2 separate regions of the Mus musculus genome follow, and region 1 is linked to region 2. Evidence: chromatin loops called from intact Hi-C (ENCODE). Cell type or tissue: left cerebral cortex. All regions are shown on one strand. Each heading gives the region's core, and the rest is flanking DNA. Links, peaks and the distances in the headings are about the cores only.

Region 1 (5,377 bases), core at 211-5,210, 840 kb after region 2:
CAGGCCAGAGTCACGGCCAGTGGCTTTGTCTTTCCTTGAGTACTGCCAGGAGTAGGAAGAGGGTTCTGGGATCCCCCCTGCCCTACGTGGGTATGCATCCCAGTGACAGAGCCCGCTGAAAAATTCAGAAGCTGATGGTATCATCCTCTGTGACAACCAGGGCAAGATGAAACAGGTGGGCAGGGACCATCCTCACACAGGTTCCACTTCCCTGTGGGTCACTCAGAGTTCCCCAATTCTCAGAAACACCTGACATTTTCTCTAGACTCTCTTTTCCCTCTCTTAGGAAAATGGCTTTCAGCCCTACATCGACTGCTGGGTAATTGGAAGACATATAGAAGAGCTACTGGCTTGCGTGGAGGCAGAGTGCTGCCTCCCCAGACCCTGGAAGGATGGAGTACACCTCCCTAGAGCAGTCTATGAAGTAAGCAAACACATATGCATATACACTGTGTCTCAAACCAAGCAGAACCAGTTGATGCTGTTGTGTGGAATACCCAGAGGGTGCAACAACCACTAAGCCATCTGAGAGAGCCTAGAGGGGCCTCTTGTGCCCCCATTTTGTCCACGTTACACACCAAGATGAGTTGCCCCTATAGGACCAGAGCCTGGGCCCCTCCTAATGCTTTATACTTCTCAGCCTCCATCCTCTCCTTATACATCTTCCTTGCCCATCTGTTTTGTGTGGAAGGCCTGCCTGCATACTCTCACAATCACTGGGCATCCATTCCTTCCCATGTGGCCAAACTACCCCATTTTTATGTGCTGGCATTTTACTTAGGGTTTCTATTGCTCTGAAGAGACACCATGACCATGGCAACTCTTATAAAGAAAAACATTTAATTGGGACTGGCTAACAGTTCAGAGGTTTAGTCCATTATCGTCATGGCAGGAAGCATGAAAGCATGAAGGCAGACAGGGTGCTGGAGAGGTAGCTACGAGTTCTACAGGCAGAAGCAAGAGAGAGAGAGAGAGACACTGGGCCTGGCTTGAGCTTTTTGGATCCTCAAAGCCTACCCCAAGTGACACAATTCCTCCAACAAGGTCACATCTCCTAATAGTGCTTATGAGCCTATGGGAGCCATTCAAACCACAGATGGTTTGGCCTTTGGTGAGGATCAAGGCCAAGCTCCAACTAACTCAGGTATCTCAAGACACTTGCTGAGTCTTTCTTTACCTTGAGCTGAGGGTCCCCACTACATATGGTATAGCTTATGAAAGCAGCTTTTGTCTTAAGTCCTCCTTGTTGTAGCCCCGTAAAGCAATTCCCCCTGGAGCTGCAGAGATGCACAAGATTATCACTAGCAGTCTTCCAGGCTCAGCTAGGGTCTACAAGAGATGCCAATGACTCAGATTGAACACTGATTCCTGACTCTGTCTAGAACCAAAAGGGTACATTAGGAAGTTATACACACTTAGATGACAAGAACAGGCCAACAGGCTACATCCCCACTTCAAATTCTAGCTGGGCAAGCCGGGGCCAGCTCCCTGCCCACCTGCCCAGCCCACCTTCTGCCCTACCCTCCCAGAAGATCCATGACCCGCAAAGCTGTTATTAGCGCTTTCAGCTCCATTTAACTACACAAATGGCTTGGTCACAGCTGACTAGTCCCAAATTTGCCCTTGATTTTCTTTTAATTCACCGTGGCTCAGTCCCCCTGTAATACAGGTATAGGAGGTATATTTGTTCCCAAACTCCCCTCCTGGGGTTAATCATGCACAGAACAAAACTCCATTTGAGCCACTTAATGATTTCATTTCCACCCTAGGTTTGAAGGCGCTGTGTCTATAATACTAATGCAGCTCTCCCGCTCCTCATACTCCAGATGCCCGTGTGTGAGACATCGGGGAAGGGGGCTCATCCGCAACTCAGCCACGCCCTCTCAGCCAGGCCTGCCAACCATGCTCATCTCCTCTAGACGGGAAGCCACGCCTATCTTATGGAGTCATTTTAACATCCACCTGCGGAGTCTGTACCTTTCCCCCATAACAGGCTCTATCATCAGCCAGACCCAACCCCTCCCTTATTCCAGACACTCAAAGTCCGGGCCAGTTCCCTGAACATCCCCCTGGCCTTGGGAGTGGTGCCCATGCCTAGTGAACCCCTCCTTCATTTCCAGGGCCTGACAATGCCTCCGCTCTCTCTGTGTCTCAACATTACCTCCTGTAATAAGCTTTTTCTCTCTGGCAGAGAAAACCACCGCACTGCCGCTCCCTCTCGCATGCACTGTTGACTTATTTTCATACCATATTTCATAATCAGTGTGCATGACAGCCTATCTGCCACTGTGAGCTCCCCAGGACATGACACTCTATTCACTGGGCATCCCATATCCCACTGGGCATCGCTTATCCCCAGAATATTGGGTATAAGTGCTCAGCACGTTTTATTTGAATAAATTGCCTCTATATTATTTTGTGTGTGTGAATGTAAACTGTTTTCATAACTAAACAAAGATATTCAACGGCATCTCATCTTTTTAGGCTTTCCCAAACAGTGCTAAAAATCTCACCAAGCCCTGGTAGGAGTCTCAGGAAAAGACCAGGTCACCTTCAAAGATGTTGTTTGTGTGGAAATGGTGCCATCTAGTGGCTCAGGAGAAAATAGTTTCTCAACCAGGGATATGAGGGCTCTGTGACAGGTGTTCCTACTGAAGGCTTGGCTACCACCCATCCCTCTCTCCAGTGCTCTAGACTGTAGCTCTTCCCTGAATTGCTGACTGTTCCCTGACAGCACCCCTCCTATGTGCAACATGCTCCACCTCAGCTTGTGTGCATCCATGTCCATCCTGTGTGTATTGTACCACCAGGGTAGACTCAACATTCAGGGCCCAAATAAAACTGACCTCCCAGCCTGGCTTCTGTACCTTGACTAGGAGCAGTGTTTCTAAACCTCCAGACTCCTCTCCCACTGATCATGGCTTCAGTCTACTGTTTTCTCCTCCACTCCACTTCCTTCCTCCTGCCCAAGGGGTACAGAAAGCATCCCTCCTCTGATTCCTCCTCCTCCTCCTCCTCCTCCACCACCACCAACACCTCCACCTCCACCTCCACCTCCACCTCCACCTCCACCTCCACCTCCACCTCCACCTCCTCCTTCACCACCACCGACAACGTCTGCCACAGCCTGCAAAACCACTCTCTGCTTCTGTGTGTTTTCCCACTGTGACAAACACCCAAGACTAACAACTTAAAACGGGAGACTATTTATCTGGGCTCTCCTTTCACAGGGTCAGTTCCTGGTTACTTGACTCCACTGACTCTGGGTAAAGAGGGTGAACCTGGCAAGCCAGGAGCTCACAGTGAAAAGAAAAATTGATAACTTCATGACGAACAGGAGGAACGGGTGTGGGGAGACACCTGGGACGTGTCTGTCCCTCTGTCTGTCCCTCCTGCTTTCTGACTCAGCACCAGCACCTGGGGTTGCTCCATCGGCTGCAGATCTCACCACACCCACAGCTGTCCACGAGGTGAGGTCTTTAACAGAGCATCCCCTGGATTTGCTGCTTGTTCCAGCCTGAGCAACCCCCAGCGTCCTCCAATCTTGCCCCATGTTCCCTTCCCCCTTCAGAGCTCAGCACACTGCCCTCCTGACCCCTGACTAGGGGGCTCTTATTCACTTCACTTCCCGTGCACACCCCACTAGAGCAAACAGGTTGCAGAAGCCAGGAACAGGTGACAGGAGAGCGGGTGTCCCTGACCCATGTAGAGGATGGGTCATTGAGCCTGTCCCTTTCTCTTCTGGAAATACGTGAGTCAGGGGAACATAGGTGACATGGAAAGCAAACATGGGTTCGCTGAGATGGCAGCTACTTTTTCCCCTGAAGACATTGAGAGGATAAATGGTGGAGACAGCATGGAGGTGGATTTCTAAGCAAGGCCAATAAAAGAAGAGGGGAGGGGGCCTATAAAATACCTAAACCAACCTCCAGTCACTAAGGGTTACAAGGGATAAGATGGTCCTTCTCCTCTGCTAGAACTCATGTCTTTCCTGGGCATGGACTTCTTTGCCCCGTTGCAGAGAACGAACTCATCATGTCCTATCAGACCAGAAACACCTAGTTAGACCTGCACTTCTCAAGCAGAAGGGTTAAGCCTCTGGGGTTGCTTGCAGTGATAGGCAGCCACTGATGTCTTTTTAGTCAGTGGCCTTTGGGCCCTGGTCTTCAGTGTCAGCACTAGGGTTTGTTTGTCTTCGGGGGTCTTTTTTGGCACATGTCAGTTTTGTTTATATAAAATGAAGAGACTGTCTCTCTGATGATGGGTTTAATGAAAGGCACTCTGCTTTGGGTGTGGGCAGTCCAGGATTATGTGGTAACTATTGTCTGTTAGTTACCTGGATGTTTTATTTTTCTTTTTGGATCTTGCAAGGGGAAAACTACAAGTAACAAGTTTTATAAATTTAATTTAAATTGTTACAGGTTTTCATGTTCAGGACAAATAATTTTTCAACCTTCGATGATATCCTTGCAGCAGTTTGTTGGTAAGGTGACTTACACTGCTGCTCACTGGCTCTGGTCTCCTCAATGGAAATATTGATGGAGCCATTTAATGACTGTGTGACATTAAAGAAGTGACTCAATCTCTCTGAACTCCTTGTTCCTGGTCTGGAAGTAGGGAATGATAGTATAAAATTGAAAATAATTGTTTTATTTTCAAATCCCTGAGTAGGGGTGTGTTGATACACAGTATTTTATAGTGGTTGCAGAAGATGTGATTGGTGTGGTTCCTTTCTTATCTCCCGTGTTGTGGTCGCTTGAATAAATCAAGAACAATCCACAGATTCTATGCTATCCCCATCAAATCCCCAATGCAATTCCTTACAGACCTTGAAAGAACCGTTCTCAACTTCATTTAGAAAAACAAAAAATCCAGGATAGCTAAAACAATCCTGTACAATAAAAGAACTTCTGGAGGTATCACCATCTCCGATTTCAAGCTGTACTACAGAGCAACAGTAATAAAAACCATATGGCATTGGCATAAAAAAAAAAAAAAACAGGTAGGTTGCTCAATGGAATAGAACTGAAGACCCAGAAATAAATCTACATACCTATGGACACTTGATATTTGACAAAGAAGTCAAAAGCATACAGTGGGAAAAGGAAAGCATTTTCAATAAATGGTGCTGGTCTAACTGGATGACTGAATGTAGAAGAATGCAAATAGATTCATACTTATCACCCTGCACAAAACTCAAGTAGATCAAAGACCTCGACATAAAACCAGACACACTAAATCTCAGAGAAGAGAAAGTGAGGGATGGCCTTGAACACATTGGCACAGGAGACAGCTTCCTGAACAGAATACCAATAGCTCAGGCACTAAGGTCAACAACTGATAAGCAGGACCTCATAAAGCTGAAAAGCCTCTGCAA
Region 2 (5,377 bases), core at 156-5,155:
ATTTTATACTTTATTTGCTTAACGTTTTGCAGGACATACTTTGCAGTTTAACAGGTATGTGTTTGGCAAATAAATTGGCTGTTTCTAGCTATATTTACACTCCAAATAATTTCCTCTACCCTGCTCTAGTCCCAAACCATTGCTATCTAAACTTGTGGGTTTCAGGAAATGAGAAATGTCCCCAGCAAGGACAGCCATTTCTTCACTTTCTGTGCTGAAGAGAGACCTACTTGGCCTTACCTCATCGAGACTTTTCATTTATCTCTGCAAGGGAGAACACACCTGCTTCTGGACTGTCATTCACAATGTGGAACAATTAGATCCTTAAGACATGGTGTGTAAAACTGTTCAAACTTTGGTCAGAAGTGTGCACGTGTCATAGAAATGCCAGCAGCATTTTGGACTTGATCTGGCTCATGTCATAATACGGACAGGTAAGGGTTATGTCCCAATGCTTAGATGAGATCTTGCATAAAACTCCCTCCAACGAGGGCCAATGAGGTAGCTTACCCTGTAAGGGAGTCACCTGCCATGTTGACTTATGATCTTCAGGGACTTCCACCCCATCCACAAATGCACACTATTGGTCGGAAAAGAACCAACATTGGAAATCTTTCCTCTAATATATAAATATATACACACAAGTTTTGGCATGCATGCACATATGTGGATACACACATACACACATAATTCATTCTCTCTCTCTCTCTCTCTCTCTCTCTCTCTCTCTCTCTCTCTCTCTCTCTCTCTCTTTCTCTCTCTCTGCCTAAATAGGTCAATAGATAAATAAATCACCTAGGGTATATGTCACCATCCACATAGCCATTCATTCCCATCGCTCAGGAAGATGCTGGAGCTCAGAGGAAGGAAGTAACCTACAGAGAGCTGAGGACTAAGCTGGTGCGCAGTGGGTAAATACATACATCCAATTCCACTCTCCATTTTATTATTTTTTTCCACTCAGGTCTTTCCCTCCCTACAGGTGAATCTGAGACACAGCTAATAGGCACTTCTGACCAGTTCTTCTGGTATCATATTTCTAAAGCTACAATGGGAAAGTTCTTTGTGACAGGGCAGCAATGGCTGCCAATGGGCAAATGGTGACACGTGTGATTCATTTTGCTGTTTATTATCCAAGCTGCCTAGAACAGGTGGGTGAAACCTTGTCTTTCAAGAAATCCGGCAAGGGAGGTAATCATTGGTTCTGGTGAGTCAGAACCAATCGCCATCAGACTTACGGCTCCCTGGAGAGAGGACTCGACCTAGTCTGGAAACTCTGAGATCAGACTCCGGGTCCATCAGCCTGCTCCAGCCATGGAGCTGATCCCTGCAACCAGTTCCAAGCTTTGTGCTTCTGGACTGTTTCTCCCACAGGCTCAGCATGGCAATTTGTTTAAATGAGAGCAGAAAGCATTCAGAGACCAAGATAGGACAACACCAGATCCCAGCCCAGTGTTGATTGAGAGCCAGATGCCTTGTGACTAAAGATATGAGTGCAGGAAGGAGAAACTATCAAAGCCAACAAAGAGAAAAGCCAGAGGGTGACTCTGTGAGCTAGGAGAGGGGGAAGACTCGCTTGAATTTCTATACATGATCTCAAAAGCTAAAGGCACAAAGGAAACTATGAATAAGTATGATAGAGTGAAAGATTTCTGTCCAGAATAGGAAATATTTTTGTATTGGACTGCATGGAAGAAAATAATTTAATATCTGAAAGCACCATAGAATTAATACTCGTTCTACAAAGACAATCTTCACATCAATAAAACCAAAAAGAAAAAAAAAAACGATGATGGATTATGGGCAAATGAAATGAACATGGGATTTAAAAATGAAACTCAGATGCCAGTGGAATACAGGAAGGGAGTCTCAGTTTGTTGGTGAGCAGGTGAGTATGAGACTGAGTCATTTTATACATAATTGGCTGGTAGAAATGGGAAGGCTGGCAGTGGCAGAGGGGACATGGAAACAACGGGAATAACAACTGTGGAAGCCGTGGTTGGTGAGTGCCTGAGCTAGCCCTTAGGTTAACTCAACTAATTCCTGTGACCTAGATTTGTCCTTTGGCATACTTTACAGCCCCAAGCTATCCTAAATACCAGAGAGCATCTCTTGCAGGGATATTTGCTGGGGTAGAGGTTGCTGGCGGGCAGGGTAACTGTACCAGTGGTGGTACATGAGGATCTAACCTTGAGGAACAGCTGCAAAGATACAGATCACAGGAGTCACTGGACAGAAGGAACTCAGCACAGAGAAGCAGGGATGCGTTGAAATGTGTGCATGGGAGATGCGGGAACAGTGAGCTCTCCACCACAGCATCACTTACCTAAGTTAGAGGAAGTAGAGAGAAGCTCACTGTTATCATCAGGCACACACAAGGAAGAGCACATGGCCTACACACAGCTGTCAGCATGCATAGCAAACAAAACAGAAGCGATGGGAACAGTGAAGGGGTGAGCAAGCCCTTGTGTGGAATCGCTGATAGGGAAAGAAATGTGCTTTAGACGCCAAACAGAACCTAGACAAGGAATAAAAAAATAAAGCCCTTATAGATTGCCTGTACAAAGATTTGGGTCACTCTCAGTGCTCATTTCTGGGCCCTTGTACCTTGTTCATCCAGCAGAGACACCCTTCAATCCCCTGGAAGAGTCCTCAGCCCAGTAATTCTTGCAGAGCTGCAATGGCTCTTCAAAGACACAAGGGGGCTCATGATGCACATGGATTTTTAATAGTGCCGCTTGTCACTCCAATTTGAGAACTAAACCCAGTACAGGCAGACACTCCCCTGCCACAAACACATCCTACTCCTCACTATCTATTCTATGCTGCCCCTTCTCTGCTGGGGGAATATGAAGTATGAAGCTGTTAGGAGTTATGAATGACAGGTTTGGGGAGAAGTCCTGAGCCACGTCAATCCTGTTATTGTGAGTGGACTGGTCTCCTTATGTAATCCTCCCTCTTGCTTTTCCTCACTTTTTATGCCCACTCCTGCCTTCCTCCACACACCCACTTCCACTTCACTGGACCCTGCTCTCCGTATGTAGATCTGCCTGTATTTCTGCCCTGACCCCTGCCTCTCCAGATGAAAACATTTGCTGCCAGAGAGCTTGTGAGTTTATTCAATAGCATATCGTAGTATCGTATGTATGTTTTGCACCCGTGTGTATCAGGGAGATGTCTTTGAACTTGATAGAAGGAAATGACCAAACCATTCCTTAGAGTTCATGGCATAGGGAGAAGGGTAGCTATCCTGACATGTGGTGACCTCTTTTTTTCCCCAGAAGCATTCAAGGCTGGATATCAGAGTGCAGAAGAGTTGATTCTATACTCAGCCTGGGTGAAGGGACCCTGCCAAGTGCAAGGGCACAATCTGTGTGTGAAGAGTGACAACAGCATCCCCACTACATGTGGCTTCCTTATTCCCTGACTCTGCTGTTCTGGGGTATATATACAGGGAAAACCATAGCGTGACTTCCTGTGACCTGCCTCCTGGGAGAAAGGACCCCCGCCTTCATCTCAGCACCCTCCAGCCAGCTCTGCCTTCCATTCTGTGGCAGTGTCAGAGCCAACGACAAGTTGAGACCTCATCATTTTTCCTTAATCAGGAACATCCTTCGAACTGGAGCCATGATGGCAGCAGTCAGTCTCAGGGAATTAACTCACCATGAAGATCATTCCATGACAGAGGCATAGTTTATCAGTTCCCACAAGCAGGGTGTAGAGGGGAAGCTAAAGGAATCCCTTAGTGGCTGTGAACAGGGCTCCCCCATAGCAGCCTGCAATAGCCTGTAGCCCCACAGTCCTGAACAGACACACTTGGTCAGGCAAGTAGACCTCGGTTTGAATCAACATCAGCACAAGGCACGGCAGGGCACTGCCCCTCTGATGCTGATGTGTACCCAGTTCCATGCCCAATCTTGTTAAAATACAGTCTCACTTGGGTCCATCCAGGGCAGATCCGGAGAATATTCATTGCAACAAGCTCCTAGATATCCCCATGTGACTGACTGTGAGCCATGGTGAGCAGAAAGGCTGGGGTCAGAGGATGAAGCTGGGTGGCAGTGACTATGTCCTCAGTGGACACCCAAAATGGCTATCCCTATGTCCTTTAGCACATATTTTTATTTGCCCCCTAAGTTGGCTTTTGTCACATCTGTGGGACATTTTAACTATGCTCCTAACTGAGAGCGAGAGGTTGGTTAGAAGGTTACCCATGGGCCTATGTTCCCTACTTGCAAAGTTTTCTTTGAATCCTTCCCTGCCGTCCAGCCAGAAGCACACCTGAGTGTGCGGTTGCTTGTTTTAAGCTGTGGAGGAACATGAGAGAACCTTGAGAATAAAGACTTAACTGCTCATATGGCCACAGAGCAGGAGGCTGGTGTTTTCTGCTCCAGTCCTTTAAAACAGCTTGCAGGTGCCTGCCCCATCCTTTCTCTGCTTATTCACTTAGGCCTGCAGGGCTGTATTCTGGGGGCTGGAGGTCTGGCACAGAATGGACTGGTCCATTCTGGTATTGTGTGGTACCCCACACCCTAGTGTGGTACTGGGAATGAGGAGAGTATGGATGCAGGGTGCTGTGGGGGAGAGGGTCATAGGACATGGGCTAGCCTTTGGTTATGCCATTATATATTAAAACAACAACAACAACAACTCACAACAGAAGGTGGTTTTGAAATAAAAGCGATCTGAAACCCAGATGCTAAATGCAGCTAGAGCCTGAAAGCCTCTTTGTAACAGCCCAGACTGGGTTTGGGACTTTGATGGGACAGACTCCTCTGGCATTCCTGATGGTAGACAGAATGTCTTACGGGGAGAAGAAGGCAGCACCAACAGAAGCTCATGCTGATGGGTTTCTGATGTGGGGCCCATGGTAACCTGCTGAGCTTTCTTCTGAGACTCCCTGGTGGCCTCTGAAGAGTTAAGCCTTGTGTTCTCATTACCTACTTCTCTCATCATGTTGCATCCTGTTTTCTTGTCTACAGGGATGCCTCCCTCAACAGACTGCAGGCTATGTGGCCAATTAACAGAGTCCTGTGTGCTCTGTGCCTATTGGACAAGCAACTTTTGTGTATGGGTGACTGATACATCTGACAGAACAACTTGAAAGGGGGAATTTTAATTGTGGCCCTTAGTTTCCGAGGTGTCAGTCTGTCATGAGGCAATGACTGGTGGGGCAGAATGGTTCATATAGCCATAGTTACTAAGAAAGAAAAAGCAAACACAGGAAGAGGCCCCAGGCCAAGACTTGGTACCCAAGGCCATACTGTCCTCTAGTCAGGCCTTGCCACCTCCTTCCCTTGTTCCCAATAATGCTGTCATATTATGAAGTCATCAACGGATTAAACCATTTCTTAGTCCAGAACCCTCATGATCTAAC

Evidence for each region. A loop is a pair of places that touch in the nucleus more often than their neighbours do. Peaks named below come from ENCODE experiments on the same cell type or tissue, not always from the same donor. Only the 100,000 strongest peaks of a DNase experiment are listed, where the experiment ranks them.
Region 1: it touches region 2 in a loop (9-fold over the local background); 32 of 42 quality-filtered maps call a loop at or near these places.

What each region holds. Positions count from the first base shown.
Region 1 is chr9:27,407,246-27,412,622 of GRCm38, reverse strand. No RefSeq gene overlaps it. Among named protein-coding and RNA genes, the nearest start is that of Spata19, 13 kb to the right of the region's middle. In left cerebral cortex, for the core only: a CTCF peak has its summit at 2,588 (motif pointing left); a DNase peak (open chromatin) is centred at 2,592.
Region 2 is chr9:28,245,331-28,250,707 of GRCm38, reverse strand. All of the region lies in intron 1 of Opcml (opioid binding protein/cell adhesion molecule-like), which reads right to left. Among named protein-coding and RNA genes, the nearest start is that of Gm39313, 150 kb to the left of the region's middle. In left cerebral cortex, for the core only: a CTCF peak has its summit at 2,694; DNase peaks (open chromatin) are centred at 2,453 and 2,834; H3K27ac peaks cover 796 bases.